Regions from separate parts of the Homo sapiens genome. Here all the other regions are linked to region 1. Evidence: chromatin loops called from intact Hi-C (ENCODE). Cell type or tissue: Caco-2. All regions are shown on one strand. Links, peaks and the distances in the headings refer to the core of each region. The heading gives the core; the rest is flanking DNA.

Region 1 (6,287 bases), core at 807-5,806:
ATCAAGGGTGTCAATATCTCTGAAGACTATGTAGACCCTGTGCACAGGGAGAAAAAATGTTTTTATCTCCATATGGCTCATGAGGAAACATTTAGTGTCATAAGCACCTTGCTGCTACATTGTGTCAAATCTTTGGCTTGAGGTAACAGGACAAGCAGTATCTTATCACCTGGAGCTGAAAATAGAACAGCCTAGTTTTCATCAGAGGAAATAGTGGCCCATGACTCAGAGTTCTAGATCAAAGGTCTGTCACTAGTTGGAGCATGTTTAGACATATAATCTCCATTTAGTGTTACGTCTTAATTGACAAACATGGAATAATGCTGCTGCCTGACCTGGCAACAGGGTAGATAGAAGTGGCTATTAAAATTCATTACATTGTTGGAAGTGAAGAGAGGGACACATTGATTCTGTACATTGAGTTTAAACTGAAAGATATAACTTTTTCTGGTTTCTCTAATACATGATTTTTGAAATAAGCCATTAAGAAAGTTGATGGAACATTTGTGTAACATCAGATGTTAATTTAATCTTAAGTAAAGTGACTTTCTTCCATCACATAGTAGAAAATGACAATTGCGGTTAATGAACTGTGGATCCACTTTGGAAATAATAATTTTACTTACCTTCCAGCCACTAATTTAAGTGCTTATCAATTAGTTATTACGTACCCTGAATTTTAGTCAGTAAGATTTACTTCACTTATTAAAATTCAAAAGAACCAATAAAGAATTATTTGAGAATTACTTCAGTAATATTTTAGGAAAAGTAATGGTTATTTTTGACATGATATATAGTGCATAATTTTGTCTTTTTAGTTTATAATTGCATCTGGATAGGCAAATAAAATAACTGACAGCAAAAATAAAACTTGTTAATGCCATGTCATCAGCAATTTTTGTGAAACAAGCATTGGAGAGCAACAAAACTAGTCAGAGGCCTGAGGTATTTTTGCACTGTCACTTAACATAGAAATAGCCATCCAAATTTTGTTTCTATAACCTCGAGGAAATCTAAAAACCTTCAGCATTCATCAAATGATGACTTCACTGTTGCCTCATTAAAGCCTTGGGTGTCAAAATGTACAATGATCAAGATTGTGAGTGCCATTATTTGTCATATTTTCAGGATTTTCTGATTTGCATGTAGTACCTGCACATATTCATGTAACATTAGAGAAATCCACTATCCCACATGCTTCTATTGGGCATTATCTATTATAATACAATCTATTAAATAAGATATTATTCAATTCTTTTTATTTTAATATTATTAGCTCTATATTTGTTTGCTTCATAAGAAGGCATTTTTTTCAAAAGAACTTAATGACTGAATGGTCCTTAAATTACAAGCCACACAGCTAGCACACAATCCAAACCTCAGGAAACCATGGTGTGAAAAAATGAATTTACAGCAAATCATCCAAAGCCTGGAGCAGTGAATCAATGTACAGGGAGAGCATAGCACTTGACCTCTTCCCAATTTCCTTTCGTCATGTCCAGTGTTTGTTTATTCTCTGCTAAAGTGTGCTGAGCCATGTTGGCAAATACTATCATGGGATGTTTCCATTGTTTATTGTGTGGCATAAAGTTTCTTTCAAAATAAAAGCAAGACCCTCTCTGTTGCAGCTCTGGAATGTTTCTCATCACTGGAAGTGTGGGGTCTGACTTACTCTTTATACCTAATTTCTGCTACTTTCTGGGCTGGTACGGGGAAAGTCTGCAGATTTGGTTTGTAGAATCTAAAAGTTTTTAAGACAAAGAGATCATTTGGTTCAATAATTCATATCCAGCTTAAATCTGTTACACAACAGGAGTGGAGGGAAGAAATACGAGGAAGAGTACATTTTATTGTTGCTGCTGCTGCATGAGTCGGGATCTATGAGTAGTGTTGTGTTGGGTGCTATATGCATGAGACAGACACAGTTTCAAATCCCAGCTCTACAATTGACTATTTCTGCGATGTCGGGCTCGCAGCCTCCTTAGGTTTCAGTTTATTCACAGACTAAATGTTGTTAATTCCTGCCTCTCAGGGTTGTGTAGGGTTAACTGAGATCATGAGTGTATAGCACTTAACATTGTACATGGTACATAGTTACAGGCTGTGGTTATTGTTCAGTAAATATTCTTTATGATGACGGTCATGATGAAAACTGCTGATAATTGTGTATTGGAGGATCACTGGAAATTTTCTTCATTCCTGATAGACTATGGCACGGTGCTGTTAGCAGGTTAAAAAAAAAAAAAGGATGTTGCCAAGTAAAAGTGCAAAGATCACTTTATGTGGTCGACCTCCATCCAGTACATATTGTTGGGGTTCAGATTGTTTTTGCTGTGGTTACTAGAGAAGCTTCTGGGGGAAAAGACACTGTATTCCAGTTCAAATTGAGACCCAGTGTGTCTGTGCTTTGAGAAATTTGTTCTGATGACCCATGAGGTATGAGTCACGTTTGTTCTCATGACTAGGCTGGCGAAAATTCATGTGTTGGAATCATGGCTAGACAAGAGGGTGAAAGCATGCAAGGTGTTCTCTGCTTTTAGATTTCTGGAGACAGTGAGAATTTTCTGCTCAGCAGTATAATGAAGGAGGTAGCAAACTAGATAATTCTTCAAAAAGACTGATCTGGAGCTCAAACTTCACAAAAAAGCCCCAGCTGTGACAGCTTTATTAGTACTCCTCACGTTCCTGAGCCTTAGTGTCATCAGCTTCCAGGAGATATTCCCAACCTGCCTGTCTATTTAAATAAAATAAATATGTGCTTAGAATCCACAAAACTCTGAACTAACACAGTGTGTCTAATATTTGTGCTAGTGTTACTGTATAACAACAGAGGTAAATCTGCAGGCAATAAAAGAAAAAAGAAGAGGACAATAATATCAGGGGAATAAGAACAAATGCGTGATCCAGGAAAAGCTATGCCTCAGAGAAGAAACAATAATATTTTATGGGAACTGCGTGGCATGTAACATAGTGATTCCCTATTCTGATTCTCTTTAGTGGACTCATTTAACACTTATACCTACAGACCTGGACCATGATCCATGTCCTGAAGACAGACTTGTTCTATTCATTTTCATTCTCAGATGCACCAGGAAGTAGCTCAGCAGCACCACACCAAGTTATATAATCACAACTCTGTTAAATAACTGATGTTCAACATACGCACAAAGCAAGATAAGTGCTATGGCAAATGATCAGTGGAAAAGTAGCCACAAGGTGGAACCAGAGGGAAGGTTGGAAGCAACAAGACTCCCCCCTAAAGGCTGCCAATTCAATAGGATCTATAGCTACTTGCCAAGATAGCTGATTCAGGTTAACTCTGATTGGTTAAAAATACTCTTTGGATATGGAGATTTAACCAGCTGTAAATCTACCTAATTATTCTTAGCTCATGTCTACATTTTCTCCAAATGATTCTGTTAGGTACATCTCATATGTCTTATTGCAATCAAGAAATAATGCCAACAACTTTCACTTAGAATACTAATGTACTGATACTCCATAAAAAGGACATAAAGTTATTTCAGTGTGACTTGTTTTCGATGAACCCACAATGTCTCCTTTGTAATCGTATTTATTCCATACAAGATTTGGGCACTTTCAGAATCTCCTGCTATAAATTGTTTCCTGGGATTCTCCAACTTTTAGAAAATTATAATAATGTTTCTTTTTCATTCGAATTCTAGAGAGAATATTCGAATGTCCTTTTGAATTTCTTCTGTAATATCAATTAAGTTGGGCAGTAAATGTAGAATTAATTATTATAGTAAGTATTTAAAATCATCTCCTACCTTTTCTACTCTCATATAGTTCAATTTATCCAACCTGTTATTGTATTTAGTCTTAGTATATGGAAGTGTTTTGCTGGCCCTAGAAATCGTGAATGAGCATTGCATTATGGACGCTTTCATAATGAGTTTTGTGAATGAGCATTCCTATTATGCCTTGTGTAGATGTACTGAACTACAAGCTCCTCTGGGTCTGTAATATTAGGAAGCTATTTTGAGACTGTGATGGTTGGAAGGTGAATAAGAAGGAAATATGTAGTGTGGTTGCTGAAACTAGTATTCAAAGTATCATAAAATTCCCTAGTGTATTCAACCTGATGTAATTCATAAATGCAGCAAGAGCATATGGGAAGGGGCCACACTTACGGCCAGATAGGTGCAAGCATTGTGGTTCATGGAAAGCTTTTTGCTGAAAACAAAAGATGGAGCTCCACATCTAGGGGTAGAAAAAAGACAGGCGTTTAGAAATTTAGCAGGAATCAAGGCCTCATTCGGAGTTTCTTAGCCCACAGAAATTGGATTGTTTTCAGTGTACTTTAGCAGAAGACCTTTTAGGAGAAAGGATATAAATAATAAACATAAGGGATCAGGTGAAAGGTCAGTGTATTGGGCATAAAGTGCCAAAAACATACTAAGGTCCAGTATTTACACTATCAAGTGACTACCTTCTTTGTTCCGTATCCCTACCCTGGGATACCTTCTCTCCAGGTCCCTGAACCCCTCCATTTGGACACAGCAGCTTTCAGACACATGTTGGGCCATGCCAGGTGTACACTCATGTACTCATAGGCCTAGCATCCCGCATGCCTAGCCACAAATATACATAACTCTTCCTAGATATTTAAAGATAAGCCAGCCATATATACCCGTTAAAGAAATTATATGAACATAAATATATATACCCATAGTCATGTTACACAGGCATGTTAATACAAACACAGAAATTTACAATCAATCACCATATACATGTGCAACATACATTTATCAATTTGGCTTAAGGCAGAAAACCTTTTGCTACAGGTATGGGTAGATTTCTATGTTCTCTGAAGTTTGCTTAACTTTGGCTCAGATCTGAGCAACGTGTCTCCAAAAGAAAAGTGATTTACTCTATCTACAGTTGGGCAAGCTCTTATGAAGCATGATGATTTTAGATAAATGCTGCCATTTCCTACATATAATTGATACACTTTTGAAAGAGTTTTGATTTATATTCTGTTATCCATTCTGTTTTCTAGAAACACACTGTTTAAATAACTATATAATAAATTCGAGCAACATGAAAAAATATTTTCACCCCAGAAATAGATTATTTGTGTGATATTTTAAGAAAATGTACTCATTCTACTTGGAATAGTAATGTCAACAGGGAAAATGTGGTGATGGGAGAGTTCCATTTTCATTTTTGACAGAGTAACTTATTTCAAAACAACTCTACCATTGAGCATAGCTATAAAAGCTAAGCAAAATAGAAAAGAACAGCTATGTAAAAGCATCAGAAAGCAATAAAAGAAGTGAGAACTTGTGAGGCCAAGGTCCTGTGGGTAATAAAATACATTGAGATTGACCAAATCTTTTCTGTTTCTCTCCCTTTAGAGTCAAATTTTTATGAATAAATAAACAAAACTTGCTGGAGTTTCTTTGGGATTGAAGAACAACATTCATGAACTTGACCTAGTTGACATATACAACACTGTTCCGTAGTTACAATATATACTCTTTTCTAGTGTACTTGGAAAGTTATCAATATTAACCATATTACAGACCATGAAACAAGCTTTGACACAATTTAAAGGGATGATGTTTATTGCAGAGAGTAGAATTAAATAAAAAATCAGTATCAAAAAGATAAACAGAAAAATTCCTTAATATTTGATATTAAACTGTATAGTTATAACTAAATTGTATCAAACAAGAATGACAATGGATATTTTAAGTTGCTGTGAAATAAATGGTAACATAGTTGGCATATAAAAATATGTGGCATGCAACTAAAGACATTAATAAATAAAAATTCATAGACTCAAGTATAAATATTAGAAAATAAGACTGAAAATTAACAATCTATATATTTAGATGAGGACAGGAAATTAACCCAAAGAATTAGAAGAAAAAATAATGATACATGCAGAAATCCGATAAATAAGAAACAATTATAAAATGAAATCAACAAAACCAAAGTTGGTTCTTTTAAAAACAACATTAGGCCCAGCGTGGTGGCTCACACCTGGAATCCCAGCACTTTGGGAGGCCGATGTGGGCGGATCATGAGGTCAAGAGATCAAGACCATCCTGGCCAACATGGTAAAACCCTGTCTCTACTAAAAATACAAAAATTAGCTGGGCGTGGTGGTGCACACCTTTAGTCCCAGCTACTCAGGAGACTGAGGATGGAGAATCGCTTGAAACCGAGAGGCGGAGATTGCAGTGAGCTGAAATCACGCCACTGCACTTCAGCCTGGCGACAGAGTGAGACTCCGTCTCAAAAAACAAAAAACAAAA
Region 2 (6,287 bases), core at 414-5,413, 160 kb after region 1:
ACTGCACCTGGCCTGGCTGTGAGATTTTCAAATTCAGTCTTTCATTCTTGCAATTTTTGGTATCATCTCTCTTTATTTCATGTCTATTTGAACCTTGCGATGCCCAAACACAAGTGCAAAAATGATGAAATTTATGAAAAGTTGACATCTATTAAATAAGGAAAAAGTCCTTTAAAAGCTTTTTGTGCAATACCCAATTGTTCATTCAATACAGAAAATTGTGGAAATTCAAACAATCATATATTATCAGCTGTGCATGAATTCCTCAGCTAGTTCCAAAGACAATGATAAAATAGCAAATTTTTAAATAACACAATGATAAAATAACACATTTAAATTAAGAAGACTATCACAATAGAAGTTGTAATGACTTTTCACACTGTATATAACCATCAGTCTTTCAACTCAAACTGGAAGCAAATTTTCAAGTGCCAAGACCAAATCTACTGCAATAATAATAATGACAAAAAATAATAGTTTTATTTACTGTTACAACAATTATCAAACATCTAAATGCCTCACCTTTTTATACCATGGCCACAGATGCATATAATGACATTACAGAATACATTTTTCCTCTGTGAAATTGTTTTTTCATAAAAAATACTTTCTCATCAGGCTGCTGTGAGTAAAGTTTTTGACAGATGCTATTTTAGAAACAATAGCTAATTTCCAGCCCTATCTAAAAAGCTAAGTGTTAATGATAACATGGTTAAAGTTGAAGCAAAGCATGCATGATTCTTTGATGAATGTTGGCTGTGTTGCCCATATTCTGCTTAATGCCTCTCAAAGAGCATCTGATGTCCTATATATTGGTATTGAAGTAATAGTCATAAAACAGCTCTCTTACTTCAGTCCTTACATTTTTTAACCTGAGAGATTATAGGATTTTTGTGATTTTGTTAGAATGCAAACTTTTTCAATTCCTATTAAAAAATCCATTGACTTTCTTGTACAAATGCATTTGAGAGAATATTTAATTTATTTGAAGCTCTGATGCCATATTAACCATATTTTGATTCTAAAGAAAAGGCCCTCAAAATTCGTGTCGGCTTTTAAGATTAGCTGCTGAGCAAAGCCTACTTATTTATTCTTCATCATTTTCAGTATCTCTCTAGCAATAACATTATATGCAATGAAAAAAAAGTATTATTGATGTAGTCCATTGATTAAGAGAACTTGTTGAATGTGTTAAAGAATTGATGAAAAATGAATTGCTTTAAGTATCAAGGCTGTTTTTTCAAATGGACAACATTACTTGTGAATAAAAAAAGAAATTTTGACCTGAAGTTGATAATTATTATGGCATTTGTCAAGCCTATCATTTTAATTGGATTTCACCACTTTAAGAATTTCATTTAGTAACATGTATGTCACTAAGTATTCTTGCAGCATGGGACCAAGAAGACGGGGATAACAATTGATAACCATGTTTTCTTTTGATAGAGAACATTTTTTTTAAAAGTTAAGAGATACAACACAATTCTGAAGAATGGAAAAGTAAGCTGTGCCATGAAAGAATTATTTGCTTCATCAAAGCAAATTTGAAGAACAGTTCTTAGAACTGTTAACTTTGGGCCAGTACATATTCAGTATACCAGCTCATAATGCTAATGTTGAGCATATTTTCTCATTAATGAATCTTCAAAGGGCAAAATAGTGAAATAAGTTGGAAGGGACCTCTGTAGAAGCTACTATACAATGTAAATGGAACAAAGACTAACTGCAAGAAATGTTATAAGCAAATTCTGCAAAACAAGAAAGTGTTAAAGAGAGGTAAATCCTGAAGAAAATATAATTAAAGAGAAAGGTAGATAGTTTAGAAATTTATAATTTATTTTAGATAAACATCAAATAATGTTTTAGTATAAGAATATCACATACATTTTTCCTTTATCTTGATGTGAATATGCACAGACAATGTTATGGGCTGAAATATCTTTCTCAAAAATTCATGTTAAAGTTCTAACCCCCAGTACCTCATATTGTTACTTATTTGGAGATACGGTCTTAATTTCCTAAAGAGGTAATTAAATTAAAATAAGGTCATTAGGTTGGGCCCCGATCTTTTATGACCAGAATACTAATAATAAAAGGAGATTAAGACATCTACACAAGAGTAAAGACACAGGGAGAAGATGGCATCTACCAGCCAAGGAGAGAGGCCTCAGAAGTAATCAACCTTGTTGACTCCTTGATCTTGGACTGCTAGCCTCCAGAATTGTAAGAAAATTAATTTATGATATTAAAGACACCCAGTCTGTGATACTTTGTTATGGGAGCCCTAGCAAACTAATAGAGACAATGGGAAATAATTCAAATTTAACTAGGCACCTTGCATTTTCATTTGCTATTTTTTGTAGCCCTAGCTGAGGGAGAATGAAAGGCAAAGCTGCCTCACACTCTTCTCAGGAAATGCAGCCTGGATGATGAACAAAGATGGCTTCATAAAAAGTGGTCTCAAATGTACAAGAAAAAGTGATTATAATCTCACACACACTTTTCCAGAGGATAAAATTTAAAAAAAAAACTTCCTGATTCAGTTTTATGCTACAAGCATCCTGATAAAGAAACTCGAGGATAAAAGCACAAAAAGAGCAATTTATAAGCCAATTTATCACTCATGAACATAGATGTAAAAACCCTGGACACATAATAATAGTAAAGAGAATCTGCAATATATTTATATATATTGCAGATACACAAACACACTTAGAACAATCTAATTTATCATTAGAAAGTCAGCTAATATAAATTATTGCATTACCATAAGAGAAAAAATTCACGTAATTATATGAAAGAAAGCCTTTGTAAAATTGAACATACATTAAGCATTGAAAAAAACGACAAACTTTTTAACAATCTAGTAATAGAAAGTTCTTCAACCTGCTAGAGATTATTAGTCAATGTTAAAATTTTAAAAGATATCAATTGAACCAATGATGTTTTTTATGGTCATTCAACATTGTACTGCAGGTCCTTACTGCCACCGTAAGGCAAATACCATAAACAAAATATATTGAACTTGTACAGGATGAAACAAAATTGTTATTATTCACAAATGATATAATTGTACACATGGATAATCTAAAATAATCTGAGGAAATAGATGAAAAACAATTAGTTTTCCAGATACTAATTAATAAAACAAAATTAATTATGTCTACATATCAGGAAAGAAGCTTAAATATAAAATTAAGAAGTATCATCTGCCATGGGAGTAAAAATGTCAAGTACTTGGAAAATATCTAATGCAAAATGTTCAAAACTTTTACAGAGAAATTTTGTATCCTTTATGAGGGACATTTTAGAAAACCTAAACAAATAGGAAGATATAAGTTTTCATGAATTGAAATGCACAATAACAATACCTCGTTATATGGTCTCCATATTGTGTTTGTTAAATAACTTAATTCTTACAAAGTTGGATGAAATTGGTTAGGTATCTTTGCCTTAAGTTTGAAGATATAGAAACTATGGGTCAAAAATTCAAGTAACTTGCCTAAAAGCATATCGTTAAGCAGCAAGGCCAGAACTTGAATATATATGTCTGTCTCAAAAGTCCCTGCTTTTTTCACAAGGCCAGTGAAGTAGACACTGTCAGTGACCTGCCCAATAACCCTCATATACCTCTTACCAGCTTTGTGTGTCCCTTTCCAAGTTTCTGCATGCTTTGCTGCTGAGGCGTCATACATTTAACCCTCAGAGGATTCCCTTTGGGCACTGGAATCTTCTTGCCCACAGAGATAGAAATGTTTAGTAATTTGGTACACTTCCCTCCAAGTCTCCAGGTAATCCATTGTCTCCTTTCAGTACAGAAAACTGGAAGTGCCTAGGAATTTTCTATTACCACATCCAATCCCATAGTAGTCCATAGCCAGTGACTGAATGATTTGACATTATAGAAGCCTGAAAGCCAAAATACTTTTAATGAGTACTTTTTTTTTTTTTGAAATGGAGTCTCGCTCTGTCACCCAGGCTGGAGTGCAGTGGTGCGATCTTGGCTCACTGCAGCCTCTGCCTCCTTGGTTGAAGCAATTCTCCTGCCTCAGCCTCTGGAGTAACTGGAATTACAGGCGCACACCACCACCCCTGGCTAATTTTGTATTTTAAGTAGAGACGGGGTTTCACCATGTTGGCCAGGCTGGTCTCAAACTCCTGACTTCAAGTGATCCACCCGCCTCGGCCTCCCAAAGTGCTAGGATTACAGGCATAAGCCACCGCGCCCAGCCTGATGAGTAATTTATGATCTTGAGCTCCCTGAGGGATAGTGTTGAGTCTGAGACCTCACCTGAAATTATACAGTTACCTAGTTTCTTCCCCTTTTCTATCATCAATCCTTCAATCCCTTGATAATTTCTCTAGGGAGCAAATTCTTACTAAAACACTTGCATCTGAAACCTTGGCTTATCTGGGAAAACATCACTTACTAAGCTGTAAGATATATTTACTTCAAATTCACAATCTAGATATACACCCCCAAATTATGTGGATGTGCTCATTATATGAGCTTTATTAAATTTATTATGAATGTGGAATTTGACATAGTAAAGTGATTATTCAATTCAGATAATGTTTATATAATTATTATAGTGATTTTTACCTGGTAATTTTATCTACCTGGCTTTCAGTTTTCTCCTTTGATAAATGAATGTATTGAGTCAGATATTCTCTAAGGCAGTAGGTTTTAACTGGGGGTATTTTGTCCCCCAGAAGACATTTGGTAATAGCTGAAGACATTTCAGGTTGTCACAGCTGAGGAGAAGTGCTACTGGTACTTCTAGTGGGTAAAAGCCAGGGAGGATTCTAATCAGCCTACAGTGCCCAGGACAGCCCGTCACAACCACAACAAAAAATCCAACCCCAAAATATCAGTAGTGCTGAAGTTGAGAATACCTGATATAAGATTTTATCTTCCTCTAAGATTCAATGAACTATTAATTCTAGTTCAGTCTACAATTATGTCAATTAACGTATTTTAATTCTATAAGAAACAAGTCAGCTTAGTGAGATAACTTAGTACTAACCAGTTACTTATTGGTTTGTTTATAAGCAGGTGATGGTCAGTTAAGGTAGAGTATCTTTGAATGGACATGCAAATTTCGTAACTTAACATTCAATGACCTGCTTACTGCTCTAGAAAATAGTTTTTAGAAAATGTGGAGCAGGCAGGGCGTGGTGGCTCACACCTGTAATCCCAGCACTTTGGGAGGCCGAGGTGGGCAGATTATGAGGTCAGGAGATCGAGACCATCCTGGCCAACATGGTGAAACCCTGTCTCTACTAAAAAAAAAAATACAAAAAATTAGCCGGGTGTGGTGGTGGGCACCTGCAGTCCCAGCTACTCGGGAGGCTGAGGCAGGAGAATGGCGTGAACCCAGGAGGTGGAGCTTGCAGTGAGCCGAGATCGCACCACTGCACTCCAGCCTGGGCGACAGAGTGACACTCTGTCTCAAAAAATAAAAATAAAAATAAAAGAAAGAAAAAAATGTGGAGCAGAGGACAGAGATTACATAATAAAAGTAAATAAAATGTTATTTTGTAACATGAAGTGGCATGGGCAAATTAAACACCACATGTAATGTGCTGACGTGCTGTCTTAGTCCACTTTGCACTGCTATAACAGAATAACACAAACTACATAATTTGTAGTGAAGAGAAATTTATTTTTCACAATTCTGAAGACTAGAATGCCTAAGATTGAGGAGCCTCCATCTGGTGAGGGTCTTCTTGCTGTGTCAGAAGGCAACAGGTCAAGAGAGGGACAGAGATCAAGAGACTAAACTCACAGCCTCAAGCCTGTTTGTAATCAGCATTAATCCATTCATGAGGGTAGAACTGTCATGACCTAAACACTTCCCATTAAATTCTACCTCCTAACACTGTTGCATTGGGAATTAAGTTTCCAACACATACATTTTCAGGAAAATATTCAAACCACAGCACATTACCATCTTATAACACACAATAATCATAGGCAGTTTAATTAAAACGCCATATGAAGATTGTGCACTTTTTGACTTCTTAATCTCAGTAACTCAGAGAAACTAATTTAATATTCTAATTTACTGTTCTTAATAGAGGAGGTTTCCAGTGACAGTTGCCATGTAAAGGTTTTATGGAACGGTGAACACATTAAAAGTCGTTCTTGTTAGGAGTCCTTTTGCTATATTTACCAAAAAAGTTCCTAATGCATTTTGTTACTTATCGTATATCATAATCCTCATGAATCACATGTGTTTAATGTGCCATTAAAACACCCTAAATTAAATGATGAAATGCTATCC
Region 3 (6,287 bases), core at 804-5,803, 400 kb before region 1:
CTGGCCAAGTTGCCCCTAAAAAGAAAAAAATAAAAGGTGGAAGAAGGCATCTATTCTCTCATAAAATGAGACTTGATGCCAATCACCAGTAATTAAAATGTGCTGTACTAACACAGAGATAGACAAGTGAAGATGGACACAACCTTTTGATAATGTCCTATTTCATAAATATGGGGGGGTAGGTGTCACAGGTGTTCATTCTATTATTGTTTTATAATAACATATATGTTACATATATTCTTTATGTTTATTATTTATCTATTGCTGCACATTACCCCAAGTCTTAGTGGGTCAGTCATTCAGGAGAAGCTTAGTGGCTTGGATCTGCACTCGGGGACTTTCATGAGGCTTGGTCAGATGTCAGCCAGGGCTACTGTCATCTTAAGAATTGACTGGAGATGAAAAATCTATCTGCAAGGTTCCTCACACTCTATGCTGGTGATGGCTATTGGCAGGAGGCCTGTTTTTCCCTGTTGCACCTGTCAATGATCTGCTTGAGTTTTCTCACGATGTATCGGTTGGTTTCCCCTAGAAGAAGTGATACAAGAGAAAGCAAGATGGAAACCACAATGCCTTTTCTGATCTAGACTTGGCGAGTCACACACAATCAAACACCTATTCAATATGGGAGAGAAATAAACAAGGGCATATATACCTAGAACATGGGTCACTGGGGGGCGGGCATCTTGAATATTGTTTTCAACAGTATGTTTCATATATTACATTCACAAAATTAATTTAAAAAATGTTTCTTCTGGGTAACATCAGGAAGACCAATTAATGTTTCATATATTTTATCTCCCTAATTATGCTGAGTGCTCTGAAAGAAAGAATGTAACTGTTACAATAATTTTGAGGCATTACCTCACTCACAAGAAAAAATGCCACAGAGCTTATATACAATATTTATTTATGAACTAAATTTTATGAAATAAATTTACCTGAAATAGTTGGGTACCTTGGTAAAACAGGGAAAGTCTCATATCTTACATAGCCATATGTTAGTATAATATTACAGAGAGTATTTGCAGCTTTTTTGTTTGGGGTTTCAACACAAATTTTGCTGCCTAACAATTCATCATTTTTGAGGAATGTTTCATTTATTCCATCTGTAATCTATAGTAAGTGAATACAATAAAATGATAATATTGCATTACTAGGTAAACTAACTTTGTATCGAAACACTAATATATTCAAATTTGAAAGGAACGTTGCAATAGAAACATGCTGTTATTGTGTGTCCAAAGAATGATTTAGCAAGTCTCAATATTTATTTCGAAAACATTAAAGTTAACATTATTTCCCTTTCAAAAATGAATACAATTATTAAGAGTTTGCATAGTTAATGGAATTTTGCATACCCCACATAGCATGTTGATCAGATAAACCTGATTAAGACTATGTAGTTTAGTAATAACTTTTCTATGTTGATATAGAAGAACCGTCATCTATAAGTCTTCATGAATTCTTTAGGCAGTCATTTTATTTCAATAAATTAATTTATTCAATGACTATTAACTAATAAAGTCATCAATTTAAAAGTGAAGAAATACATAAACTTGTTCTAATCAACTGCATCACCTTGCATTAAATCTGAGAAAATAAAAACTATAGGGGAGAGCACCATTTACCTAAAATCAGTTAGGAAGTTTTTGAGAGTGAAGATTAGATTACAATTTAATAATAAGATTGGACATTATGCTAGGTATTTCTGAGATGCAAAAAATTTTCTGCTGCATTCCAGATATAAAACAATTCAACAAGGACACTTACAGAGCTCTAATTATGGTCCAGGCACTATAATTTTAAAAATGAACAGAATTAAAATCCTGCTTTCCAGGAGATGAAAGACATGATACTGACATGAAGAATAGTAATATTTACAAATAATATATATGATTAGGAGACTTGCAAACAATAACTACTATAAAAATACAAATGTGGAAAGAAATGTGTGCCTGAATATTTGCAAGGAAAGTCTTCAACGCAGATAGGATATATGAATTGGGATTTTTGGTGGATTAGAAAAATTTGGATTGTTGCAAGATAGATTTTTGAAGGACAATGACATGTCAGATGTTAATGAGGCAATTGGTAGTGGGTGTTGTCATTGAGGAAGAGGGCAATTGGTGATTTAGGCACATGCATCAATTTTATTTGTCACATTTGACAACAATTTTGCTATTAACCGTTTTTTGTTTTCTTTGGAAACCTGTTTGAAATAGTTATTATCCTGTTTTAGCAATAAGCTGTTTCTTAGAATTCTGTCTAGCACATGGGAAACACTCAATAAATGTTGCTAAAGATGACTCTAAATTTCAGAAGATGGAAGGCCTTCAACTTATAAAAACAAATGCCAGTGTGCATATATATATGTATATATTTGTATTTGTTGTTCGTCATTTTTTCCTGTTTTTCTTCTAAAATAATTTAAAATCTTTTGTTAAGCTCCAAAATTGTTGGTCTTTATAAATTGAGTATACGTTCATTTTTTTTCTCTTTGGTAGATGAACCATTATATCACGTCTACTTAAGTAAAAAAAGATATGATTCTCTCATATATCTTGTAAAAAGATTTAAAGTAAAGGAGTATAAGGAAAGAAAGGCAAAATAAAGATGGAAGGAAGGGCAAAGTTTGATTTGCATAAAGATATTATTTATTTATTTTCTATCTACTTTTTTTTTTTTTTTTTTGACAGGGCTTCACTCTGTCACCCAGGCTGGAGCACAGGGGCACAATCTCGGCTCATTGCAGCCTCCACCTCCTGGTTTCCAGTGATTCTCCCGTCTCAGCCTCCCAAATAGCTGAGACCACAAGCGTGCACCACCATGCCAGGATAATTTTTGTGTTTTTTGTAGAGATGTGGTTTCACCCTGTTGTCCAGGGTGGTCTCAAACTCCTGACCTCAAGTCATTCGCCCATTTCAGCCTCCCAAAGTGCTAGGAATGGAGGCGTGAGCCAGTGCACCTGGCCCCTATCTACTTTCAAAACAAGATAAACATAATAAAATCTACTTACCTTGTACCATCTAATATTAAGTGAAAAGGGAAAATATTGTCTTTGTGTTAAGCATGCTCTGTCTCTTGGATTGTAAGAGGTTCTAGGGATTTGGAGGCTGATAAAAGAGAAAGGTATGTCCATGAGATGGCAGTAGAACACAGAAGCTATACAGGGTGATAGGTCTGCATTCAGAGAACGTCCTTCACAGCACAAGACTGTCCAGAAGCTACTGGCACAGGTCAATACTCATAAGGTGAGGAAGACATGGGAACTCCCTCAGGAAAGGGAGTTTGGAGAGGGGGCTTACATGTGTAGGTGATATCACTCAGCAGTGCTGAGTCTCTTGGTCAAAGAGCTCTAGAAGGCAGCAATGGCTTGGGATCGTTTAACCTCAAGATTTACCTAAGCTGTGTCTAGCAGATGTTGGCTGAGGTTTCATGAGGTATGCAAAGCGGGTAGGCTCAAAATGGCTAAAAATCTGCTTCTTTGGGTTATTGTTAAAATAAATGGAATGTATAAATATTTGGGTTTGGTTCCAGGGGCCTTTTGAGCTAGCAGGTCTCAGCCTGCAGTGAAGAAATAAATGATACACAGAGTCCATCTTTGGTTCATTTATATAGGTTAGATATTCTGCCTTGCATTGGAGGAGCCATGCTACAGGAGAGGCTGGCTACAGAAACCATCTAGTACCCCAAATCTCAAAGGCCTTGTTCATCCGGTAAAGTTACATTAAACCAGCTTGAATTTTTTCAAGTTGATCATATTTTATAAACTAGTTCACTTTACTGTATGAGATGAGAAAGATTATGATATGCTTATGATGGCCAATTCATGTTGTAACTTGGAAGTAATTATTTTAGTTGTAAATGTCGTTATAGCTATATAGTTATATATGTGCACATATTTATACATACACAAGTGTTTTAAAGAAAGAGGAAGGGACAGATAGAGGGAATATTATCTTTAAATAGTATAAATGGTCTTACTATCAAGATTTTGCTTTGAGACGGAACATGTAATAGATATTTTAAAAGGATAAAAATAAAAGATCAGGTGACATTAGAAATAGATATCACCAAACATGTAATTTGTCCAGAATAAGGAAGGACTAAGTTAGCTTATTTAAATTAGAACTATGGATATGGGGTTGGAACATAGAGTTAAAAGATCTCAAGAGAGAAGGATATGCTTCATCAAATATTGACCCTAAGCTAAGACTATACAGAATTTGCATCATACCAGAAGAAGCACAGTGTAACGAGCACAGTCATTCCTCAGTGGGTTGTATGTAAGGACCAGTCAAGACAAGAAGAGAAGTAGACAGTGAAAACTGCACAAAAGTTAAAGTAATGTAACAAAAATCAATCGAAAATACCATGAATGAATATATAAAATGTTTCTTCTCTCTATAGAATTCAGTGAATTTAGTAAGGCTTTAAATTGCCATTCAAAATAAGCCAGTATATAAAAGCTTAGGTGATGATGGTTACAATAACTGCCTTCAGTGGATCAAATGGGCTCTTAGTGGACAAGGAATAGTTAATTCTACTTTCCAAATGAGTCACTTGTTAGTAGATTGTACTTTATATCCACTGAGATAATCTCACTCTAATTCTATTAGGTTTGAAGAATTCTAACTTATTCAGAATAATAATGTGAGGGGAAATTAACTCTGACACCTTTCAAGCTTAATTTTTTAAAGTAATTTTTGTAGTGATATTTTAGTGAGGAATAGTTTGTAAAGCATTCCTTTTTGAAGATAAGATATGGAAGAGCCTCTGAGGAAGATAAATAGTTAAAATATCCACTCATTCTGTGTGGTTGCCTGTAGTCAAATATAAATGAGTTCACTTCTGAAGTGATTGAGTTTCTTGTAGGTAAAATGTCCTTAAACAACATTGCCGGTGCTCTCCTGCTTATAGACAAAACTCAGCATCAACTATTTTATTTCAGTGGAATCCAATTTCATTTTAATTGAAATATATTATGTAAAAAGTTAATAATCCATTGAAGTTGCAATTTGCTAAATGGTACCCTGGTGGCTTAAATTGTCAACATAGCTTCTTAAAATATCGAATATACCACAAGGGAGTAATTTTTCCCTTGATGAAACCAATTCAGTATGTGGGTAACATTCTAGATATTGTTTGCCTATGAAGTCTAATCAGTTTCTTATAAAAGTTCTTTTAGTGAAAAAACAAATCAAAATCCAAGACTTGTAAGTAAAAGAGACATTTCTACCAATTCTTCAAATAGAAAACAAATATGCATTAAATTTCATTAACTAACACACACACAGACTAACACACACACACAGACACACACACACACACACACGCACACACACAAACTATTTGATCTTTGTCCCCACCTCCTGGTACAGAAATCCTAAACCCCTTGGAATTTTTGTGTGATAAAGGTAATAGGAATGTATTTTCTTTTAATGAGGTAGGACCCTAGATAGGTAGGACCATGGTAGGACCCTAGATAGCTGAAGGATAGGGTCGGTTGCTAGAAAGACCAACCCTTGGTTAAAAAGAAGCTTGTACTTACAGCCTCACCTTACTCACCTCTGGGGAAAAGAGTGGGGCGGAAGGTTGAGTTAATCACCAATGGCTATAATCATGCCTATGTAACGAAACCTCTGTAAAAGCCCCTAAATGACAGGCTTTGGGGAACTTCCAAATTGGTGAACACATTCACATGCCAGGAAGGTAGCATACTCCAATTCCATGGGGACAGAGGCTCCTATGCTTGAGACCCTTCTGCACCTCATTCTACGGACCTCTTAATTTGACCGTTCACTTCTATCCTTTATAATAAACTGTAATTGTAAATATAATATTTTCCTGAGTTCTGTGAATTATTCCAGCAATTTATCAAACTTGAGGAGGGGGGTTGTGGGAACCCCTGACTTCATAGCCAATTAGGACCAAAAAAGGTGGGATATTTATGTGTGTGTGTGTGTGTGTGTGTGTGTGTGTGTGTATGTGTAATGTTTTTGTCCACAGTTTCTGGCTCAAAACTCCCATAGGCCCTTTTACAGTCTTTTGTTATGATATCGAGGTGCTTTAGGCCTTAGGAGCAAGCCTCAAGAAATAGAATCTTTTACTTTCCCCTGTTTTCCTTTTACCTGCTCAAGATAAGACTCTAATCTGATTGTGGGTCAAGAGATCCTCATTACAGAGAGGGTCCTACTCTATAACCTGGAGGAAGGAATGCTTCACAGAGAGGCCAAGAAGAATCTGAAAAGACAGGCCTTGCTGAGTTTTCCCACTCAGTCTAT
Region 4 (6,287 bases), core at 499-5,498, 280 kb before region 1:
TCGACTAAGGCAATAATGATGGTGTACGAAAAAAAGGTACAAAATTAGGAGATAATTTAAAGGCAAAGGTTGATAGGCCCTACCAGCCAGGTTGGTCCCTAAATATAAAATTGACATAAAAGAAACAATGATTTGGAGAATAAAAAGCATTTGCCAGTGGAAGGTTAATATGAAGGTATCCATTTCTTTTCTTTTTAAAATTTAATTTGTAACTACTAGTGGCAGCAGTATGAAATTAATTATTGGGAAGTGATACTGTAAATTGTTCTAGCCGAAGTGTAGTTTGATAACGGTACAGGGAAATTAACATGTAATCTAAATATCCTGAATAGAAGAACTCTCTTTTAGTTTGAAATCTAAACTGGACACTGATTTTTCTACCAAAATCTAGACTTGAAATGGTTCCAGCTATCTCACTGTGACTTATAGGATGGTGATGAGGGCTGTAAGACACAAGCCTCCAATCAGAGATAGCTCAGAGATGGAAATCAGCTGCAGGACCCTGAAAAAACATCACCTTTCTATAAAAACAATCCTTATAGGAGGCTTTCTGCAGATATAACATAAAGAATCATCCTTAATAACATAATAAATGGGGATTCTGTATGTAAAATCGAATTATAAAAGAGAATTTTCTGCAATTTGTATTAAAGGCCTTGGAAAGAAAGAAAACACTCATCCTATATTCCTGTGGGACATACAAATGACCTGCGGATAGTTCAAAAGTAGACAATAAAAGAAGAGAACGTGGCAAGAGGCAGTCCCTCTAATTTCACCAAGTCTTTAGTGAGAACTGGATGCCAGTTATCAGAATCACATCATATATTACCTATCACTGTCAGTTACACAAAAAGAAATATGCTGTAGTCAACTGTACTGGAAATGTGCACAACTTTCATTATGTGCTATGGTGCAGTCATGCTGCATCAATCAGTTTGTGGTCTTTATGACATCTCAAGGTACTAAATGCCTTCAGGTGTTGCTCCCGAGAAACGGAGTAACTGGAGTTACAGGACGGACTCCAACTGCAGTGCACAGTTGGCAACTGAATTCAAAATCAAGGCTGATTCTGCACTGATTTTTCCAATATGTGATATGTACTGAAGTAAAGATAACTGGGGAATCCTCATTCGGGCTTTCAAGTCAGATAGGTATCCTGAATTTAAACCCTAGATGTACAACTTACTAGTTAAAATGACCTTGGGAAATTACTTAATTTTTCTGAACCTGTTTCTTCATTGATAATACGGAGAAAATAAATATCTAACTTTGAGATTGTTATATCAGAGACAGTGTATGTTAAGTGTCTAGCACGTGGCACATGACAGGTGCTTAATTAATCATTCTTATCAGCATTATTATTATAAAAATATCTAATTCTGAAGTCTAGATTTATAGGACTGGTGAGAAAGAGAGTTGTGGAAAAAAGGACAGTGTTTTAGATGGGCTACAGCAATGGCTAGCTCTTAGCTATTCTAGCAACTATTCAAGAAGGTAATAAGCCCGCCCTAAATAAAAGACCTCAGAGAAAAAAAAAAGAAGACAAAATCTTTATAATCTGTTTGGCTATCTTTATGAGACTTAATTATCAGTTTTCAGTAAAAACCCTTAGAGTATATTTTATAACACCAAGACTGTCTACTTGTATAGTGTAAGTGCCCAACATATTTATTAAATAAATAAAAACATAAATATATGAAAAAACATCCTTTTGATATTTATTACTTTTTTGAGGTCTTTTGGTCTTAGCTTTGTAGTCATGTGAAACTAGCTGCTTCCTAAGACCCCAAAAGAGAAATTGCTTAAAAAAAACCCTTCATTACAGTTACTTATTTGTTTACATGCCTGTTTTACCCCACCAGATTATGAGCTACATGCCTTAGTCATTTTTATATCATTCATTCAAAAACTATTTATTGAGTGTATATGAGTACCAGGCATAGCACACGGTACTAAATCAAGTAAGTGTGAAGTCTCGGATAGAGATGTTTCCAAGCGGTAGTAGTAATGTGTCTGTTTTGATTTTATGTACTGCACATGTCTCGGCAGAAAAAGGTACTTTTATTATTTTTTTTTCCTTGAGATAGAGTCTTACTCTGTTGCCAAGGCTGGAGTGTAATGGTGTGCTGTCGGCTCACTGCAGCGTCAAGCTCCCAGACTCAAGTGATTCTCCCATCTCAGCATCCCGAATAACTGGGACTAAGACTTCAAAATATTTTTTGAAATTGTGCTTTCTACTCTATTAGTGAGTATCTGTGGTGATACTGTGGCCAGTTTTATAGGTGTCTAATACTGTGTTTAGCCTGTAATAGGCATCTAAGAAATAGTTGCATAAATAAGTGAGGAAGTCAGTGGTTAATGAACCACTAGATTAAGATTCAGAAGCCTCCCAGGCCCAGGTCTGCCAGTAGCTACTATGCGATCTTGAGCAAGTCACTTAAAGATTTGAATTAGATGTACTTCTGGATTCCTTCAGCCCTTTGGACCTTCATTTTTATGACACCCCCAATTCTGACCAGCCTTCATGGGTATAAGAAAATGAACACAAACAGTAGGGGGCAGCAGAACACTTCTGTTTTGTATTTTTAGCTCCAACTACCCTTTAAATCCTGAGAAATTTCATCTATTCCAATCTTGAAACAGCTTTTAAAAATCCATCTAACAGCCTAGATGGTTTTGTCAGTGTCTTCATTATTGATAGTCACAGAAGCTTACTTTGCAGTCTTCAAATCAGATATGACTGACAGGGCAAACTGAAGGCACCACAGAATATTGCAGTTTGAGTCAAAAAGAACAATATATTCAAAGGTATTTTTATAAATGAAAATTAAAGCTCACATCAAATCATGTATTGGGCTTTTAGTCTGCAAGCCCCTTTTCTAAACAGTCCCGTCTTTTCATTTCATTGGTTGATATTTTAATCCAAGCTGTGCTTCATACAATGATGGTTGATAAATTAATTAACATACAATTGACTTCATATAATTGACTTGTCTAATGGTTGGAGTCATACATCACACATTTTCAAAGAGATATACATCTTTAAGGGTAAACATTTTGGAATTTGTTTTCAGTTCCTTATCAGAAAAAATAATGCTGCCTTAAGATCACCAGGGGAGCAGTAAAAAAGGGGAAAAAACTGGATGTAAAAGACTGTTAGTAAATACACCTGCTGCAATTCCTAAGGTAATAGCCCTGTCAGGCAGTATTATTTGTTCATGCTTTAGTCAGAGGTTTAGAAGCTGCCATTGTGCTCTGTGAAATGCTTAACACACTGAAAACTGATAATCTGATAAACCTTTAGCCAAGTTACCTTAAAAATATAGTAAATGCCTCTCAATTTTTACGTAATGCAGCAAACACATACCTCTTCTGCATAGGAAAGGAAGATGGTAGAAAGGTTCATGAAACTTTAATACTCATTTGAAAGTAATGAATCTGTTTACCTGCTGCAAAAAGCATGACCGCAACAGGTCTATAGAAACGCCTTCGAGATCCCACGCAGATAGAAATCAAACCCACCAGGAATGCAATGAGAATGATGGCAGCGCCGCCCAGGAGTAAAGCCAGAGTAGCAATCTGCCAATCTGGAAAGAAAAAAGAAATTGTTTTTGAGTAGTAAGTCCTCAAAGAATCAACAGAACTATGTTCAGCAGCCTTCACCTTGCAGTGGCTCAACAGATGTGATTTTACTGCATGCTAAGCATCCTTTGGGGTTTGAAATGTTTTGCAACAAAAATGAATAGGAAATGTCCTTATTCAGAAAAGTCTCCTATGCTAAGCTCAGCAGAGTTTTAGACCAGGGGTTTGCTAGGATTTTCTTCCAAGGACTCTATTAGGCATTCATGTTAAATCAAGTGTCCCCTCCATGACCTATTTTCAATATTATTATGATTTAAATTTTTATCGAGCAATAAAGTTCACAAATCTTAAGTATAGAAAGTAGAGAAGTTGATGAATTCTTATAGATATTTATACACCATCCAGATTAAAATACAGGGCATTTCTATCACCCAGATTTTTCTCTTGCGCCCCTTCCCAGTCAATAATGACCCTCCCACCTGGGCTACTGAGGACATCCGTCACCACAGATTGAGTTCTGCCTTCTGTTAAACTTCATATAAATGGTATGAACTATTTTGTGTCTGGCTTTTAAGTTTCTCATATTCATCCATGCTGCATGTGACAGTAGTATATTCTTTTTTTTATTGCTATTTCTTGGAAAGCCTTCCTTAACCATATAAAAATCTCCAAAGTTTTTATTTGTCTCTCCTCCACTCCCTCTAAAACAACTCCCCATCAAATTAGCATCAGGAATATTGTTTGTTTTTTCCACTTCTTTTTTATTTGATTCTAGTTTCACTGCTGTATTTACCATCACGGGTGTGGTTTCTAAAATTAAGTATTCCCAGGGAGCCAGAATGGACTCTGAATGGCTGCTCGGCCCCTTCATTCATACACGGAAACAGTAAGCATATATTGACCACTTACTATGTGCAGGCCTCTGTTCACAGATACTTCCAAACAGTTTCTCACACTCTTAGTGACACATAAACCTTATTGAAATGCATTCATTTCTTATAAAACAAAAATGTAGAAATAGTATGATGAAAAACTGGCCCATTTTCCATTCATAAGAATGGTAAAATATTCTCTCAGAAGAGACAAAGTGAATCTATGAAAGTACTATACAGGTTGGGAAACATCATATAAAACGATACTATGGAGAGCAGCAGTTGTTTAAAAGCCCCAAGCGCCTCTTCTGGCCCTCAGTTTAATGTAAGTGCAGAAAATGCAAATGGATTTTAATCTATCATTAAATTGCAATGGATTCTATCCTAAGTCCAGAAGTCATGATATTTTGATGCTTCCCTCTGAAATTATCCCCCCAGAAAGCTTCCAAAATGCACTCTTTGTTACGGTAGGATAAACGATGAGCAGAGGAATTGCCAATACCCTAAGATTTTCTTTTATTTATATTTGTACATCCCTGTCTCAAGCATCCTCTTCCACATCTTCCCCTCCTACGAAATTGTGGAAGCTTCACAGGCTCTCAACTAGAACTTGCACTGCAATCAAGAAACAAACAAACAAGGGGAAATTGAACAAATCCAAACTTCTTAAAATATAAAGATGAGTCACAACAAAGTGGAGAGCATCTTCTTAATGCCATCTATTTGTAACAAAGCCATACAACTTCAAACAAAAGTAGATCTGGCTTTTAACTAGAAGTTAAAAGGCTAGCCATACTGGGCTTTTTTATTCCATAACAGCATGTAGCTTTGAATTAAAAAGCCAAAAAAAAAAAAATAGTCCTTACATTTGAAGTCTCTAAATTTCTTGGGAAAAGTTTACACAAGTGCACAATTATATTGCACTTTGGCATGATGGAAATCCTTCTAAAAACAGGTGTGTAAATTGAAATTTCTGAATTAAAAAAATCAAAGTTTAATTATATAAAAGTGTACAATGAAAAAAATAAAATCCATCCATCCATCCATCCATCCATCTATGCAATTCCTGGAGAGTTTGATTAAGAAAGCCTATGCTCCATATGTTCTAGTTGGTCTATTACTCTTATAGAACGATTATTACTGTTAGCAACTTTCCCTAAATTATTTTACATAAGTAAAAACTTTAAAGCATTGGATTCATTTAAATCAAAATGTAACTAAATATCTACCCATATAAAATATCTTAAAGTGAAAGTGCAATAGATTGTTTTTTCCTGATTAGCTCTTTCACATAGCTCAGTGTGAAAAAAAATGCCACACATTTGACTCTTCACTTTCAGCCATAATTCAAACAGGAATGAATTTTGATCACTTTTCTCTATTTTAAATATCCTCAAAAAAATAGCTAAAATACACGTTTTGCATTTTGTAAAGACAGACTAAGGTAGAAAATGATAAGCAAACTTTCCATATAAAGGGCCAGACGAGAAATATTTTTGGATTTATGATTTATGGTCTCTGTTGTACCCACTCAACTCTGCATGATAGTGTGAAAGCAGCCACAGACAATGTGTAAACAAGCTGGCTGTGCCCCAATAAAACTTATTTATTTATTTTTTTGAGACAGAGTCTCACTCTGTCATCCAGGCTGGAGTGCAGTGGCACGATCTTGGCTCACTGCAACCTCCGTCTCCCGGGTTCAAGTGATTCTCATGCCTCAGCCTCTCGAGTAGCAGGGATTACAGGCATGTGCCACCACGCCCAGTTAATTTTTGTATTTTTAGTAGAGACTGGGTTTCACCATGTTGGCCAGGCTGGTCTCAAACTCCTGAC
Region 5 (6,287 bases), core at 551-5,550, 180 kb after region 1:
ACTTTGGTATAAATCTGATAAAATATGTTTAAGACTTACACAAAAACCTGAAAAAACACTAATGAAAGAAACCAAAGAAGATAAACATAATTAGAGGAAATTTGTGTTTATAGATTAGAAGACTCAATATAGCTAAAATGGCTATTCTTTCCAATGTGATCTAAAGATTTAATGCAATCCCACTGAAAACCTCAGTAAGCTTTTTTAATATACAAAGATATCCACAAACTGATAGGAAAATTTATATATAAAGACAAAACTACTAAGGCTGGGAAAGGTGGCTCACACCTGTAATCCCAGAATTGGGGAGGCCTAGGTGGCAGGATTGCTTGAGCCCAGGAATTCGAGATCAGCCTAGACAATATAGTGAGACTCCACCTCTACAAAAAATAAAAGATTAGCTGGGAGTGGTGGCACACACCTGCAGTCCCAGCTACTTGGGAGGCTGAGGCACGGGGATGACTTGAACCCAGGAGGTTGAGACTGCAATGAGCTATGGTCATGCCGCTGCACTTCAGCTTGGGCGACAGAGTAATATCCTGTATCAAAAGAGAAAGAAATGTTGCTTTACAACAAGATACCACACACTTCGCAACTTAAAATAGTGTCTACTTATTAGCTCACTGTCTATAGGTCAGGTCAGGAGCCCAGGCACAGCATGGATGGGTTCTCTGCTCAGGGTCACACAAGGCTAAAATCCAGGTGTCAGTCAGGCTGTGTTCTCATCTGGATCTCAGGATTCTCTTATAAGTCCATGTGGTTGTGGTGGAATTTAGTTTCTTGCGGTTTAGGACTGGGTCCCTGGTTCTTTGCCAACTGTCAGCCGGTGGCCACTCTCAGCTCCTAGAGGCTGCCTACATTCCTTTCCATATGGTCTCTCCATCTTCAGAGCCAGTGATGAAGACTCTCTCTTGCATCAAATCCCTTTCACTTTTTAAATCTTTCTTTATCAGGAAGGATCATATCTCTTTTAAGGGCTCAACTGATTAGGTCTGACCCACTATTTTGAACTGAATTCTGTCCTTCCACCCCCAAATTTATATGTTGAAGTCCTCAGCCCCCAATATGACTATATTTATAGATAAGGCCTTTAAGAAGATAATAAAAGTTACATGAGATCATAAAGGTGGAGTCCTAATCCAACAGGGATGGTGTCCTTATAAAAAGAGGAAGAGATACCACAGGTATTTGCACACAGAGGAAAAGGAGGCATGAGGACTGAGAAGATTGCTGGTCAGGAAGAGAGGCCTCACCAGAAATTAACCCTGACAGCACCCTGATCTTAGAATTCCTGCCTCCAGAGTTGTGAGAAAAAAAAAAAAGAAAGAAAATTCTGTTGTTTAAGCTACCCAGCCTCATGTTCTATTATGGCAGCCTGAGCAGACTAGTATACCCACTAAGAATAATCTATCTTTCTTTAACTGTGCTATTTAATACAACCTAATCACAGGATATCCCATCATATTCACAAGTTTCTCTTACTCTCAACGCCTGGAGATTGTACAAGGGTATGGATAAATAGGGGTCATTTGATTTGTCTGTTGCAATGTCCTCATTTGTAATAGAAAAGAAAATGGAAACAATTCAAATGTCCATCAACAGGAGAATGAATAAACAAACTGTGGTGCGTCCATACAACAGGATAAAATTGAAGAATAAAATAGAAGAACTACTGTCACACACAGCACTTAGAGAAGTGCCGAGTGAAAGAAGCCAGTCTCGAAAGGTTATATACTATGCTATTCTCTTTATATAGCATGTGGCATTCAGAAAAAAGGCAAAGCTATAAGGTTAGATAACTGATCAGTGGTGGTCAGGGGTTGGATGGGAGTATTTGACTTCACATAAGAAATAGGAAGGAGTTCACTGTTTTGATAAGACTGTTTTTTATCCTGATTGTGATGTAGTTACACAAATTTATACATGTGTTAAAACTCATAGAACTGTAGAAAAAGTCAGTTTTACTCTATAATAATTTTAGAATAAAAATTTAAAAATAATTTGCCTCTAAGGATACCTGATAAATTTCATGAAGCTCCAAAGTAAGACTATTGTTAACGTTTTCATTTACTGAGAATAAAGAGCAAACTTTAAAGCCACAGATTTGACATTGAAATTATTAAAATTAAAATTCAGAAAATATTTAGTGATAAAAAACTATGGGATTAATAATTTAAACTTCTTTTTTATTACAACAAAATGCTAAGTTTTCAAGCAAAATCCTCAGGTAATGGCTGCCATTCCAATCCACATTAAAACATGGCCAAATTTACCATCCAAAAAAGGAGTCCTGACTTTTAATAAATTTTCATGAACTACACCTAGAAAATGTTACAGCGTGTTAATCCAGCTACTCATTCATGCTGTTGCCACATTTCTGTTAGTGACACCATCATTTCTACACAGAAACACAAACTCATTCATGCTGTTGCCACATTTCTGTTAGCGACACCATCACACTTCTACACAGAAACACATTTTATTTCAAAGCTAATATCAAATTAATAACTGCAAGTGTTATATTGCTCTAAAATCAAGAAAGTCACCACAGTTGTCCAGCTGATGTATTAATGAGGAAATTAATTCTGCCAGCAACATGAAATGCATTTAAAAAAATGAACTTTGAGCAACCTAAAAGTCAACTGATCTTCATTTCACTTGAATTTACCCTTGTTGCACTGGGACCTCTGGCTGGGGACCAGCCTGTTGCTACTACTGTTATTGTGAGACTTCTAGCCTGTGTCTTTAATGAGGGGCAGATGATTGGAGGAGTCTGCAAGGCTTTCCAAATACGTTTTTCTTTCCTCTTGTACAGCTCCTGTGGAGCAAGAACCTGAAAAACTACTACTCTTATATGAATGAGACAGGTATGGTAAATTCATGCCTTTGTGAATAAAAGTGTAAAGCTAGCAACCAATTTGTCACTTAGAAGAAGCTATATCAAGATATTAAAAGCACCATCTTCAGTTTAAAGGGGTCCACTTTGTCCAACTTAAGAACCTCCACTAGGTCAGGGAGTGTTAGTACCTGAAAGAGCTAGATCACAGAGGAGAAATGTGAGAGAAGAGTCAGGAAATGGCAACAGGATTCCAAGGTACAGTGGATAAGGGTATGGATCATACTGTAAGCTGTTCTTTCTTACTGTTCTTTCTCTCTTGGTTGTGAAGTATCTATGTTGTCTGTTTTCATTGATCAAATAATGGCATCCCTACAAAAATTCACTTTACCCATTGCTCTGTGATTATAGTAGAGCTGGTGTATTGTAACATGGGCCTTCATTTATCCCTAAGGTAGAGAACACCAACATTTTTGCAGAGTAAATGAAGGGAATACATTGAATTCAGAAGAGATTACCTAATAAATGAGTGCACCACCTTCTGGAGCATTGTGTAAGTGTAGATTGAGTATAAATGGCCTTCAGTGGAGTGTGTAAATAATTCATTAGGCAGGAAATGAGAATCAGCCATTTTACTATTAGAAACATAGTGATATTCCTTTTTTCTTTATAAGGAAGGCTTTCATGACAGATGAGAATCATTCATCTCATCAAATGTCTTTTCTGCCTTTTGAAAAAGTGCAATGCAAATGCATTTTCCCTTCTTCCTCTTTATGAATGTGAATTCTTATTACACACATTTTATTGTTGGTAGACAGAAACTATAACCCTGGCTTTAGAACGAACATGACACTCTCCAGGGGTTTACTATAAATAAAGCGTGTCTTGTCACTTCTCTGACCTTATATGTAACAATTTAGCCCCCTCCCCCAACATATTAAGGTTTACCACCCAACACTTCTAGCATAGGGTTTTAATTCACTACAGTGGAAAATGGTTTTGTCAAAGTACCTAAACTGGGGAATCTGCACTGGAGCAGCATCAATTTACTAGATTTTTTCCCAGTTTTTCCAACCAATAAATAGTAGTTTCCCTAAAATTGCCTGAGAGCAATGAACACATCATCATGTATATGCATATACACGAACACACACCTATGTATATGTTGTGTTAACATTTTTCAAATTTAAATAATGTTAAGAGAAGATTCATTAACTTAATAATTGGTTATTATTTCTTTAGCGTAAGGGAGAAAAAGGAAAAAAAGAGAGGGATTAGGACAAGTTAATTTGAAAAAATAAGCCTAGGAGAGGGATGTCATGAGAAAATCTCCCCCTCTGGCTTGCAGAGCGTACCAACAGAGCTGCTAGTAAATCTTGCACAAGAGATTCTGGGAAGATGGGGCTGGAAAAGTTCTCAGATGGCAGCACCACATCCACCGAGTCACCACCACATTCACCCAGCATATTATGGCTCACAGAAGCCTCCTAGCATTATGTTACAACAAAGTGTTTATCAGTATCTCTCCTTGGATTTTGTGATTACTACCATTTTTGTTTTATTGTTTTACGTTTTCTATGATGTGCAAATGATTCAAATATTAAACATCTTTAAAACTACCATTCAGACTCTTGGAGTTGTTAATATAGATCCAATTTACTGTCACTTTTTAGTGAGTTCCTCCTCAAAACTGTTAGCACTTTAACAGAGTGACATTTATTGATTTATCATGATTATATGAAGAATATTATTAGGGAAATTAGATAACGTAGAAGGGCAAAAACAGATACTAATAATAATGGCTAAGTGCTTTATTTGTGCTTGACCAATTTTAAGTATTAAATGCATTAACTAAGGCCGGGCGGGGTGGCTCACATCTGTCATCCCAGCACTTTGGGAGGCCAACGTGGGTGGATCACCTAAGGTCGGGAGTTTGAGACCAGCCTGATCAACATGGAGAAACCCTGTCTCTACTAAAAATACAAAATTAGCCAGGTGCGGTGGCACATGCCTGTAATCCCAGCTACTCAGGAGGCTGAGGCAGGAGAATCACTTGAACCCAGGAGGCGGAGGTTGTGGTGAGCCAAGATCACACCATTGCCCTCCAGCCTGAGCAATAAGAGTGAAATTCCATCTCAAATAAATAAATAAATAAATAAATACAAATGCATTAACTAATTTACCCTTCACTCAACCACATATGTAGGTATATCATTATCTCCATTTTATAAGTGAGAAATCAGAGGCCTTGAACAACTAGGTGATATGGCTATGGTAAAATAGATAGATATACAGCCAGGATTTGGGCCTAATGAGCAGAGCTCCAGAGCTTGTGCGTTTAACCACTTTAATTCGTCTTAAATATGCGTGGGTGTATGTATGTGTGTGTGCATATGTGTATGTGTGTGTGGATGTGTGTGTGTGTGTGTTGGGCACATGACTAGTGGGTGCGAGCAATATATAACTTAAAGTTTGTAGCCCGAAGCTGCTTTAAAATCCTGTCAAAAGGATCAGTATGGTATTCTTCCCTTGACACTAGATGGACATTTTGGCAGATTCTATTATTTTTCTGCATCTTCTGTCCAACGAAATCTCTCAATATAAAGCCCTTACACTTACCCACTGCTGCAATCAAAATCTTCCCCTGTCTATATCTAATTCATCCTGGATTTTATCAAACATCCAATAGTTTTATCTATCTGAAAAGAGAAATTTGTATTTTCATTTTGACTTTTTTCTTTGTGTTTAAGTTTAAAGCATCTTGTCATAGGCTTTTCTTTTTTTTAATTTTCTTTTTTTTGTTATACTTTAAGTTTTAGGGTACATGTGCACAATGTACAGGTTTGTTACATATGTATACATGTGCCATGTTGGTGTGCTGCACCCATTAACTCGTCATTTACATTAGGTATATCTCCTAATGCTATCCCTCCCCCCTTCCCCCACCCCACAACAGGCCCCAGTGTGTGATGTTCCCCTTCCTGTGTCCATGTGTTCCCATTATTCAATTCCCACCTATGAGTGAGAACATGCGGTGTTTGGTTTTTTGTCCTTGCGATAGTTTGCTGAGAATGATGTATAAGATAACTTTCCATAGTAAGGATGTTCATCTTCTTTCATGTATGGTGCAAATATTTTCCTGGGTTTTTAAATTTGTTTTGTGATTTATACTTGGATATTTTCTTCTATATAGACTGTTACTAACAATCATTTTTTTAGTAGCTTCTGCATCTGCCTTCAAATATTAAGAAGTTTTTGCCTTCAGTAAACATTTATTGAAATAAGATATGGACCCCTGTGGAGCTTGTAATCCAGTGGAAGGACCAGAGATGAAGAATGATCACAGCACAGTGTGACAAGCACAGAACAAAGTGCTATGGAATCAAAGAGAGAAACTATTACATTCAAATTGTTACATTATTACTAGGGGGTTGATAGTTACAGAGAATAT

The links. Hi-C counts contacts between places; a loop is a spot of excess contacts. Peaks named below come from ENCODE experiments on the same cell type or tissue, not always from the same donor. Only the 100,000 strongest peaks of a DNase experiment are listed, where the experiment ranks them.
Region 2: a loop joins it to region 1, with 5 times the contacts of the local background. A loop is called at or near these places in 5 of 110 quality-filtered maps.
Region 3: a loop joins it to region 1, with 8 times the contacts of the local background. A loop is called at or near these places in 2 of 110 quality-filtered maps.
Region 4: a loop joins it to region 1, with 7 times the contacts of the local background. A loop is called at or near these places in 4 of 110 quality-filtered maps.
Region 5: it touches region 1 in a loop (20-fold over the local background); 5 of 110 quality-filtered maps call a loop at or near these places.

What each region holds. Positions count from the first base shown.
Region 1 is chrX:34,915,837-34,922,123 of GRCh38, forward strand. No RefSeq gene overlaps it. Among named protein-coding and RNA genes, the nearest start is that of FAM47B, 24 kb to the right of the region's middle. In Caco-2, for the core only: no CTCF peak of the experiment used is centred there; a DNase peak (open chromatin) is centred at 3,235.
Region 2 is chrX:35,080,029-35,086,315 of GRCh38, forward strand. No RefSeq gene overlaps it. Among named protein-coding and RNA genes, the nearest start is that of FAM47B, 140 kb to the left of the region's middle. In Caco-2, for the core only: no CTCF peak of the experiment used is centred there; no DNase peak of the experiment used is centred there.
Region 3 is chrX:34,518,612-34,524,898 of GRCh38, forward strand. No RefSeq gene overlaps it. Among named protein-coding and RNA genes, the nearest start is that of TMEM47, 140 kb to the right of the region's middle. In Caco-2, for the core only: no CTCF peak of the experiment used is centred there; no DNase peak of the experiment used is centred there.
Region 4 is chrX:34,635,801-34,642,087 of GRCh38, forward strand. It overlaps TMEM47 (transmembrane protein 47), which reads right to left. Exons shown (of 3, transcript NM_031442.4): 2 at 3,447-3,587. Among named protein-coding and RNA genes, the nearest start is that of TMEM47, 18 kb to the right of the region's middle. In Caco-2, for the core only: a CTCF peak has its summit at 2,581 (motif pointing right); no DNase peak of the experiment used is centred there.
Region 5 is chrX:35,095,233-35,101,519 of GRCh38, forward strand. No RefSeq gene overlaps it. Among named protein-coding and RNA genes, the nearest start is that of FAM47B, 160 kb to the left of the region's middle. In Caco-2, for the core only: no CTCF peak of the experiment used is centred there; no DNase peak of the experiment used is centred there.